2 separate regions of the Homo sapiens genome follow, and region 1 is linked to region 2. Evidence: read pairs that join two places in POLR2A ChIA-PET (ENCODE). Cell type or tissue: endothelial cell of umbilical vein. All regions are shown on one strand. Each heading gives the region's core, and the rest is flanking DNA. Links, peaks and the distances in the headings are about the cores only.

Region 1 (5,373 bases), core at 143-5,142, 70 kb before region 2:
AGCAGTGACCCATGAATTCATGGGTCTTGGTGTTTGGATGGGCTCCCTTCAGCTGCCACATTTTTTCAGACGGCCCCTTTGTTTATCTTTAGGTGAAGACTCAGAAGATTGGCAATCAAGGGCAGGGGTGCAAGCTAGGCCTCAGTGTTGGGATTTAATCCTGATTCTGAGTCTCCGCTATCTGCTGAGTATGATATAATGAACGAAATTTCAGACTTTTGAATGAGCACTTGTAATAATGAGACTCTTTTCTTTTTTCAGACAGGGTCTCTCTGTTGCCCAGGCTGGAGTGCAGGGGCACAATCTTGGCCCACTGCAGCCTCTACCTCCCAGGCTCAAGACATTCTCCCATCTTAGCCTCCCAATTAGCCACGACTATAGGCCATGCATCACCATGCTTGGATAATTTTGTTTATTTTTTGTAGAGATAGAGTCTCACTATGTTGCCCTGGCTGATCTTGACAAGCTCCTGGGCTCAAGCTGTCCTCCCGCCTTGGCCTCCCAAAGTGCTGGAATTATAGGTGTGAGACACTGTGGCCAGCCTAGAGACTGTTTGAAAATTAAAAATCTGTATAATAAGCATTTTCTTCAAAAGAAAGATATTGCACTTCTATAATATCTTTTAATTAACTTTCCTTTTTTTTTTTTTTTGAGATGGAGTCTCGCTCTGTTGCCAGGCTACAGTGCAGTGGCGCGATCTCGACTCACTGCAACCTCCACCTCCCAGATTCAAGTGATCCTCCTGCCTCAGCCTCCTGAGTAGCTGGGACTACAGGCATGCACCACTATGACCGGCTAATTTTTTGTATTTTTAGTAGAGACAGGGTTTCACCATGTTGGCCAGGATAGTCTCAATCTCTTGACCTCGTGATTGGCCCGCCTCAGCCTCCCAAAGTCCTGGGATTACAGGCGTGAGCCACCGTACCTAGCCTCAACTTTCTTATTTTTTATGTAAAGAAAGATAGTTGAAACCACACTTGGCCCATTATGAGTTGCTTCTAGCCATAGGATGTAATCCTGGATTTTGGTCAGGGGGGTGCGGATGGTTGTTTGTTTGGTTTTAGTTTAATTGCAAAACAGTTTTTTAAAGTCCAGGGTATTTTTGTTCTTAAAAAATAGAGGCCAGACACAGTGACTCATGCCCATAATTCCAGCACCTTGGGAGGCCGAGGTGGGAGGATTGCTTGAATCCACGAGTTTCAGACCACCCTGGGCAACATAGCAAGACCTTGTCTCTACCAAAAAAAAATTTTTTTTTAATTAGTTAGGCATGGTGGCACACACCTGTAGTCCCAGCTACTCCGGAGGCTGAGGCGGGAGGAGCACTTGAGCCCAGCAGTTCGAGGCTGCAGTGAGCCATGATTGAACTGCTGCATTCCAGCTCAGGTGACAGCAAGACTCTGTTTCTTAAAAAGAAAAAAGAAAAGAAAAAAATAGGATAGGCCAGGCGCTGTGGCTATGTCTATAATCCCAGCGCTTTGGAAGGCTGGAGCAGGAGAATTGATTGAGGACAGGCCTGGTCAACATATAATGAGATCCCATCTCTATAAAAAATTTAAAAATCAGCCAGGTGTGGTGGTGTGCACCTGTGGTCCTGGCTGTTTGGAGGCTGAGGTGGGAAGATCACGAGCCCAACAGCTCCAAGTTACAGTGAGCTATTATTCTGCCACTGCACTCCAGCCTGGGCAACAGAGCATGACCCTGTCTCAAAAAACAATAAAAATAAATAAATACCTAAATAAACATGAACACCATTATTTTTCTTATTATGTAAGCAGTATAAACTATAGAAAAGTTTTTTCTTTTTTTAAAACAGCTTACAGAGAACGTTTTATATTCAAAAATTACAGTAAACAAAAAGAAGAAAATATCATAGTTCTACCACCTAGAAATAATCACTGCTAATACTTTGTTACGTATCCTTGCAAAAATATGTCCAAGTGTAAGTGGTATGTTTGTGTACATTAGATTTATTAATGTTCTTTGGTAACCTGTTTTGTTCCAAATAACTATCTTTTTTATTGACAGTAACTATTCATCTCACAGAGAATCCCTATGAGATTTCCTTTGGTAGAATGAAGTTTTTGAAAAAACTGATATTTATAGCTGTGTATTTTTCCTTATGTGCATTATATAAATGATACCCTAGGCTTCTCTAATTCTATTAAGAACTTGGCGATATATCCTTATAGCTAAATCCTTGTAAAATCCTCATGTACAGCATTAACTTTTTATTAGGATAAATTACTTTAAATGGAATTGGTAGATCAAAGCATTTTTATGTTTTTAAGATTTTTACCAAATATTATAAAATCACCCTCCAGCAGGTTTGTCTGATTGCCCATTTTCCCTCATTTTTACAAACACTGGATGCTGTTATTAACAAACACAAAATCTCCAAGAAAGGCCCTGCACAAGTATCAGAAATACATTAAATTCTTGAGAACTTTCATTAAAGTACAACCTAACAATATAAGCCAGTTTTATTGCTTATACTTAAGAATTGCAAATCAAATGCCCCAAGAGCCAGGGAAGCCATGGTAGTGAGTAAAGCAGGCCGGGTGGAACTGAAGCAGGTTGAGAGCTAGTTCGTATGTAAAGGGTCATTTACAGCCCAGCTCTCAGTTATTGCCGATAAGGTTTTGCAACCTTATCCAGCCTGTCTCTAAAAATTACAAATCTGGGGCTTGGGGCAGTGGCATATGGCTTCCAGCACTTTGGAAGGCTGAAGCAGATAGATTGCTTGAGTCCAGGAGTTTAAGACCAGCCTGGGGCCGGGTGTGGTGGCTCACGCCTGTAATCCCAACACTTTGGAAGGCTGAAGCGGGTGGATTGCTTGAGGTCAGGAGTTCAAGACCAGCCTGGCCAACATGGTGAAATCCCATCTCTACTAAAAATAGAAAAATTAGCTGGGTGTGGTGGTATGTGCCTATAGTCCCAGCTACTTGGGAGGTTGAGGGAGGCTGAGGTTCATGAGAATCACTTGAACCCAAGAGGCGAAGGTTACAGTGAGCCAAGATTGCGCCACTGCACTCCAGCCTGGGTGACAGAGCAGGACTCAGTCCACAAAAAAAAAAAAAAAAAAAAAAGAACAGCCTGGGCAACATGGTTGGTGAAGTCCCATCTCTACAAAAAAATAGCAAAAGAAAATCATAGCTTGCTGCAGCCTTAAACTCTTGGGCTCAAGTGATCCACCTGTCTCAGCCTCCACCATGTTGGTCAGGCTGGCTTTTTTTTTTTTTTTTTTTTTGAGACGGAGTCTTGCACTGTTGCCCAGGCTGGAGTGCAGTGGCCCAATCTCGGCTCACTGCAAGCTCTGCCTCTTGGGTTCACACCATTCTCCTGCCTCAGCCTCCCGAGTAGCTGGGACTACAGGCGCCCACCACCACGCCTGGCTAATTTTTTGTACTTTTAGTATAGACAGGGTTTCACAGTGTTAGCCAGGATGGTCTCTATTTTTATTTTTTGTAGAGATGGGGTCTCACTATGTTGCCCAGGCTGGTCTTGAACTCTTGGTCTCAAGTGATCTTCCTGCCTCAGCTTCCTGAAGTGCTGGGAGCCACTGCTTCCAGCCCCAACTTTTTAATGTTTCTGAACATTTATACCTTCTGTTTTAAGAACTTGTTATGAACAATATTTTAACTTTATATTTTCTGTAATATAATTCAGTTCCAAGCATTCCACATAATGGGGTTGATATGGTTGATAGTGATGTTGCAAACAGAGGCATGTTAAAAGATTGAGATATTTCATAGGCTTTCACCAAATGTTCCGCCGCTATTCAAATTGATAACACTGAGTAAATGATGTTCTGAAATAATATAAGGATTAAGTCATTTGGGTGGGAAAAAACACATGCCATCCATTTAATATTTGAGTACCTACTCCTGTGATAAGCATTAATTGTCTGTAGCATGGTATCAAGAAAATCTGTCTGTGAACTGAGTTTAGGGCTGCTTTTTAAAAAAATCTCATATCTTGCATTTTCTGAACTGTTTTTGGTGTCGGTTTTGGCATGGATGATGTTCATCAGATGCCGGATCAGATAGCACAAATATTCAAGAATTCATAACCCATAATTCCATGTCCATCTATTGGTCTGATCATTTTTTGAGGATTCTTTTTAAGAACAAGATTATTTTCATTTTTAATGTCATGAGCACATTAATGGTAACTTAATAATATTAGTACAATTAGATGTCCATATGCGACAAAAAAAACCTAACCTAATAACATCTTAGAGAATAATCAACTCAAAATGTGTCATCGATGTAAAATATAAAACTATAAAACTTTTAGAAGAAAAATGTATTTATCATATGACCCAAGAAGTACCACTCCTAGGTATTTACCCTAGAGAAACAAATTTTGCCAGGCACGATGTGGCTCACGCTTGTAACCCCAGCACTTTGGGAGGCCGAGGAGGGTGAATCACCTGAAGTCAGGAGTTCGAGACCAGCCTGGCCAACATGGTGAAACCCCGTCTCTACTAAAAATATGAAAATTAGCTGGGTGTGGTGGCGCGCGCCTGTAATCCCAGCTACTCAGGAGGCTGAGGCAAGAGAATTGCTTGAATCTGGGAGGCAGAGAGCACAGTAAGCTGAGATCAAGCCACTAAAATCCAGGCTGGGCAACAGAGTGAGACTCCGTCTCAAAAAAAAAAAAGAAAAAAAAATTTTTGTCCACTTAAAAACCTATATCAATGTTTATAGATGTTGTATTCATAATTACCAAAAAACGGAAACAACACAGATGTGCTTCTGTGAGTGAATGGTTAAACACTCACGTATTTATATAATGTAATACTACTCAGCAATAAAAAGGAGTGAACTATTAATACCATACAACAGCTTGGATGTACCTTAAAGGCATTATGCTAAGTGCAAGAAGCTGGCATTCTACTTATATTTCATTTATATGACATCTTTGAAAAGACGAAACTAGAGTGAGAGAGAATAGACCTAGTTGCCGGGAGTGGAGGGAGGGCATGACTGCAACAGGACAGCACAAGGGAATTTTTTTTTGGATGATGGAACTGTTTTGTATCCTGATTATGCTGATAGGGACATAAATAGAACTGTACACCCCCTTAAAAATTCATTTCACCATATGTTAGCTTTTATTTGAAAATAAAATCAGGCTGGGCACAGTGGCTCACACCCATAATCCCAGCACTTTGGGAGGCCGAGGTGGATGGATCACAAGGTCAGGAGTTTGAGACCAGCCTGGCCAACATGCTGAAACCCTGTCTCTACTAAAAATACAAAAAAAAAAAGAAAAACCAGCTGGACATGGTGGCTTGCACCTGTAATCCCAGCTACTCGGGAGGCTGAGGCAGGAGAATCGCTTGAACCCAGGAGGCAGAGGTTGTAG
Region 2 (5,373 bases), core at 79-5,078:
ACTCCCCACCCCCAACCTGGGTAGTTTTGGGGAGTGGTCCTTGGGTGACCCACCCTTCACCATCGCCCCCAGACTCTTCCTCTTTCCTGGCTAGGGCAGAGTAATACATATGCGTGGCCTCTTTTGCTCTTTAAACATCCGCTATGGCTGGTGCCATGACCGGCCCCCTTTACAAATGAGGAAACACTCAGGAGTTAAGGGACCTGCCCTGGGTCCCTCAGCAGTGACTGGCAGGGCCAGGTTTGCACAGAGTGCGTGCTCTCAATCATGTGCTCTTCAGCCAGAGTGCTTAGGCTGAGGACTTCCTGTTTTGCCCCCAGCCCTGTGCCCAGACCCCAGAAGTCTCAGAAAGACCCACCCCCAGGCCCCTGTCTGACTAGGCACCAGGAGCCCAGGCCTGAGCCACTTGCCTTTATCTTGGTAAAGGGGAGGGTTGTATGTTCTGAGGGGTTCTGGGATACCTGTAAGCCACCTCCTATCAGCAGGGAAGAAACAAACATTTGAGAGATTGAGCCTTCAGAGGGTGGGTGATGAGCCTGACCAGAAAGGTGTGCTGCTCTAGCGCCCACCAGGTGATTTGTAGGAACGGCCCCCCAGGAAGGTTCTAGCCATAAGTTTGTCTGCGGTGGTCAGATATGGCCTGGGGGGATGAGGTTGTAAACTGTTAAGAATAATGGCTGGCTGAGGGAAGGATTGCTTGAGGCCAGGAGTTCCAGACCAGCCTAGGCAACAGAGCAAGACTCTCTCTACAAAAAATACAAAACTTAGCCAGGCATGGTGGTACACACCTGTAGTCCCAGCTACATAGGAGGCTGAGGTGGGAGGATCACTTGAGCCTAGGGCTTCAAGATTATAGCTATACATGATTGAGCCACTGCACCCTAGCCTGGGCTACAGAGCGAGACTCTGCCTCTTTAAAAAAAAAATTATTCTTTTTTTTAAAGAATAATCACTGTATTAGTCTGTTTCCACACTGCTGATAAAGGCATACCCAAGTCTGGGGAAGAAAAAGAGGTCTAATGGACTTACAGTTCCACATGGCTAGGGAGGCCTCACAGTCATGCTGGAAGGTAAGGAGGAACAAGTCACATCTTATGTGGAAGGCGCAGGCAAAGAGAGAGTTTGTGCAGGGAAACTCCCGTTTTTAAAACCATCAGATCTTGTGAGACTTATTCACCATCACGAGAACAGCATGGGGAAGACCTGTCCCCATGATTCAGTTATCTCCTGCTGGGCCCCTCCCACAACCAGTAGGAATTACGGGAGCTACAAGGTAAGATTTGGGTGGGGACCCAGAGCCTAACCATGTCAGTCACTCATCAGAAGGGTTCCTTTGCCCTTTGGGGGCTAGGCCCTGTGCTCAGTGCTCATGTGCTGTATTGGGTTCCACCTTTAAAAGCCCCCTGTGAGTTGGGTAGTGGTGTGAGAACCGTGACCCGTCTTACAGGTGAGGAAGCTGAGGCAAGATGCTGGCCTAGGCCATCCAGTTGGTGGTGGAGGTACCCAGGCTGCTCTTGGAGAGGCTGAGGGCACCACAGGAGCTCGGGGAGTCCTGTGGGCGGGAAGCCTCCTAGAGGAGGAAGGCCAGTGGGGCCAGCCCGCAGGGTGTGAGAAGGGCCCAGTTCTGCAGCTGATGGCATCTCCACTGCCCTGTCCTCCACTCCTGCAGCAGAAGTGCCATAGTGGGGTTCGGGAAGACTGTGGGTCCTTGAAGGACAGGAGGCTGCAGGGAGCACCTTCTGTGTGCAGGCCCTTCCCCAGGACTGGCTCTCCAAGGAGGCCTCACAGTCCCTTCCAGACCCCTTCAGGCCAGTGTCACCTGACCACAGTTTGCTTTCATTCCTTGGTGAGCCTTGGGGCAGGCTTGGCTACACCCAGAAGTGATTCACCATGAAGTAAAGAGAGAGAGACACACAAAGAATGAGATGCATGTTTAAGAGCATTTTATTTGGCAGAGAACCAGAGATGTGAGTTAATTATTCCCTACAGTTGCTGGAAATAATTCCCTGTGAAGGGGCATTTCCTGACCCTAACATAATGGAACAAGTCAGTGTAGGGAGAAGGAGTTTAGCTGGGTTCCCAGAAGCCAGGGTGGCTTGGGGCCAGGGTTGCCTGGAGCCTAGGCCCCTGACTGTACCTGGGGGAAGGGGCCAGGGCATCCAGGGATTATCATGTCAGGCCAGGCACCCGGAGGTAGCGTCTTGATAGAGCAAACTGGTCTCCACTCACTGTTTCTCCCTGCCCTCCTGTTTAAAAAGTACAGAATGATATTAAGAAATGAACGTTTTCCTTATTTTTTTATTTTTATTTTTTCTGAGATGGAGTCTCGCTCTGTCACCCAGGCTGGAGTGCAGTGGTACGATCTCGGCCCACTGCAACCTCCGCCTCCCGGGTTCAAGTGATTCTCCTCCTGCCTCAGCCTCCCGAGTAGCTGGGACTACAGGTACGTGCCACCACGCCTGGCTAATTTTTTGTATTTTTAGTAGAGACGGGCTTTCACCATGTTAGCCAGGATGGTCTCAATCTCCTGACCTTGTGATCTGCCCACCTCGGCCTCCCAAAGTGCTGGGATTACAGGCATGAGCCACTGCACCCAACCAATGTTTTCCTTATTCTTAGCACACTGCCTCCCACCCCCAATTTAAATCTAATGATGTATTTTGTCCATGTTATCATGAGAAAAGCTTACAAATCTGTAATCCCAGTGTGTGTGTGTGTGTGTGTGTGTGTGTGTGTGTGTGTGTATAATATAAAATCTAGTATTACACTTTAAACCAAGCCTTCTATCATGAGCTTTTTCTCCTGATATTAACAGTGGAGAGCTGGTTTTTTTTGTTTTGTTTTGTTTTTTTGAGATGGAGTCTTGCTCTGTCACCCAGGCTGGAGTGCAGTGGTGCCATCTTAGCTCACTGCAACCTCCGCCTCCTGGGTTCAAGTAATTCTCCTGCCTCAGCTTCCCGAGTAGCTGGGATTACAGACGCGCACCACCACACTCAGCTAATTTTTATATATTTAGTAGAGACGGGGTTTCATGACGTTGGCCAGGATGGTCAGTCTCAAACTCCTGACCTCAGGTCATCTCCCTACTTCAGCCTCCCAGAGTGCTGGGATTACAGGCGTGAGCCACTGCACACATCCTGAGAGCTGGTTTTAATGATCACATAATATTCTGTTTTATGGAGATGCTATAATCCATCTAGCCAGTCCTTTGTTGTTGGACACGTAAGGTAGTTTCCAAATCGTTCTACAACAAATGTCGACCTTCTGTTTAGGGTTCCCTCTCTTCAAATTAGTTCATGAATGGATGTTTGCAGCCCCCCACCCCTAACTCTAACAGCTCAGGCAATACCAAGCCTCAGGGTTAGCCCAGGCTCCTGTAGGCCCCTTCCCTGTTCACAACCCCTTCCTTGGCATCTCCTCGGGACCTCAGCACGCCCTCTGACCTGAGCCTGATGGCCCTGTAGGGCTTAGCCTTGTCCCTAGTCTCGAAGCCAAAGCTGTGCTGGGCCTCCAGTGCTAGCCTCGGTTCGACTTCCCTGGAAGTGGGTGTGGGCTTGGGGTGGCAGCCAGTTGCCTTCCCTGGAATCCCTTTCTGGGAAGTCGAGTTGGCTTCTCTGGCTCAGCCCCATCATGTGGCCCCTTTCTGGAGCTGCTGTGCCAGACCAGAGTCCCTGCAGGGTCTCTGGGCCCCCTCAAAACCTACAGGGGAAAGAGGAGGCAAGGCTGGGACAGGATAGGGCCTCTGAAGTGTGGGCCTGAGGCTTTGTCCTTCTGGCCATGGTACCCCACAGGGGCACCACCTCCTGTGGTGGAGGCCACAGAAGAGCAGTATGAGGCAGGAGAGGCTGCAGGGAGTGCTCCTGGCCTGCTGGCATGTGGAAGTGCTGAGTCATGCTGACAGCTCCGTGGCTAGCTGTCCCAGCCTCTTCCTGCTGCCCCTGCCTTGGCCCTGCGGCAGGGAGGCCTGGAGGCTTGGACTGCTGAGCATGCAGCCGGGTTGAGGGCCTTTTCCTGCAGGAGCAGGAGGGCAGCCATGTCCCCTCTGAGCCCAACCAGGCACCAGCCTCATTTCCTAGGGCTACACAGCTAGACACTGGGCAGGGTAAGGGGAGGTCCCCAAGTCCTACCACTCCTCACCCTACTTGCATGCCTGCACGGCAAGGAGCGGACAGTCTAGGCTACAGTCAGACCTGCGTTTGAATCCTGGCTCAGCAACTTCCTGACAGCGCGACCTTCAGACAAGTCCTGTCTGTTGCTGCCGTCCCTCTGCTACCCCCATCCCCTCACATCTCCCAGGCCGGGAACGTTCTGTTTGCTGGGTAATTTATCCCAAGTTCAGTGTTCTTTTTAACGTCTCACTGTCTTGAAAAGATCACAGTTGCCTGTGTTGAGGGGAGGAGAGGGCCCCTGTGGTAGAGAAAGAGCCAGGTGCAGCTTCAGTCTTGGGGTCAAGAGCTAGTCTTGGAAGCTTGGGGAGAGCCTGTCCCAGGAAGCGCCTGGTCCTCAAGTGCCCTCTGCTCTATCCTCCCCAGAGCCCTCTTGCTCCAGGGTGTTGCCTAGAGTGCCTCAGGCCTCCTTGGCCCACCTCCCTCCTCCGGGCAGAAGCAGAGCTTGGTTCCCAAGGTTCCCCTTTCCCACTGGCCCACCCAGCCAGTCCCAAGGCCTCCTCCAACCTCTGGTTCACAGCGGGGTCTGTCCCCTGCAGCAGGTGGCTCAAGCCTATTCACCCACCCTTCCTCACTTTCCTCTCATTCCAACAACCCCCATTTTTCTAGATCTTATTAGCCAGATCCCTGTTGTCCTAGACCTCTGTTTCTTAACAACCAGTACTTCTTCCTGAGCTCCTGACGTCTTCCTTCATGCCATTTTCTCTTGGGGTGTGGCTTGTGGTAGGCTGCAGGAACCTGGTGACACTGTTGCCCCTCGAGTGTAAATGCCATCTGTTCTGCATATCCATGCGTGGCTGCTCCTTTACCCAGAATGCAGGCTCCTTGGATGGGTGGGGGGGTGGGAGCCAGCTGGGTCCAGGTGAGAGGGACTGGCCTGATTCACTCTCTGTCCACAGCTACCGAGTCTATTGCTTGCTGGGAGACGGGGAGCTGTCAGAGGGCTCTGTATGGGAGGCCATGGCCTTCGCCAGCATCTATAAGCTGGACAACCTTGTGGCCATTCTAGACATCAATCGCCTGGGCCAGAGTGACCCGGCCCCACTGCAGCACCAGATGGACATCTACCAGAAGCGGTGCGAGGCCTTCGGGTATGTACGAGGCTGTGGCCTGAGTGTGGTCACAGCACGGGAGAGTGGTCTGTGATCACAGCTTTGCAGGTGCAGGTGCAGGAGCTGAAGCTGGGACCTTAAGCACCATCTAAAGG

Evidence for each region. Peaks named below come from ENCODE experiments on the same cell type or tissue, not always from the same donor. Only the 100,000 strongest peaks of a DNase experiment are listed, where the experiment ranks them.
Region 1: POLR2A ChIA-PET joins it to region 2 with 11 read pairs; 8 of 35 experiments call an interaction of 5 or more read pairs at or near these places.

Annotation. Positions count from the first base shown.
Region 1 is chr3:53,304,648-53,310,020 of GRCh38, reverse strand. All of the region lies in intron 5 of DCP1A (decapping mRNA 1A), which reads left to right. Among named protein-coding and RNA genes, the nearest start is that of SNORD38C, 26 kb to the left of the region's middle. In endothelial cell of umbilical vein, for the core only: no CTCF peak of the experiment used is centred there; no DNase peak of the experiment used is centred there.
Region 2 is chr3:53,234,867-53,240,239 of GRCh38, reverse strand. It overlaps TKT (transketolase), which reads left to right. Exons shown (of 14, transcript NM_001064.4): 5 at 5,066-5,257. Among named protein-coding and RNA genes, the nearest start is that of TKT, 18 kb to the left of the region's middle. RefSeq lists an enhancer at 3,059-3,867. In endothelial cell of umbilical vein, for the core only: no CTCF peak of the experiment used is centred there; DNase peaks (open chromatin) are centred at 1,969 and 3,919; H3K27ac peaks cover 3,395 bases.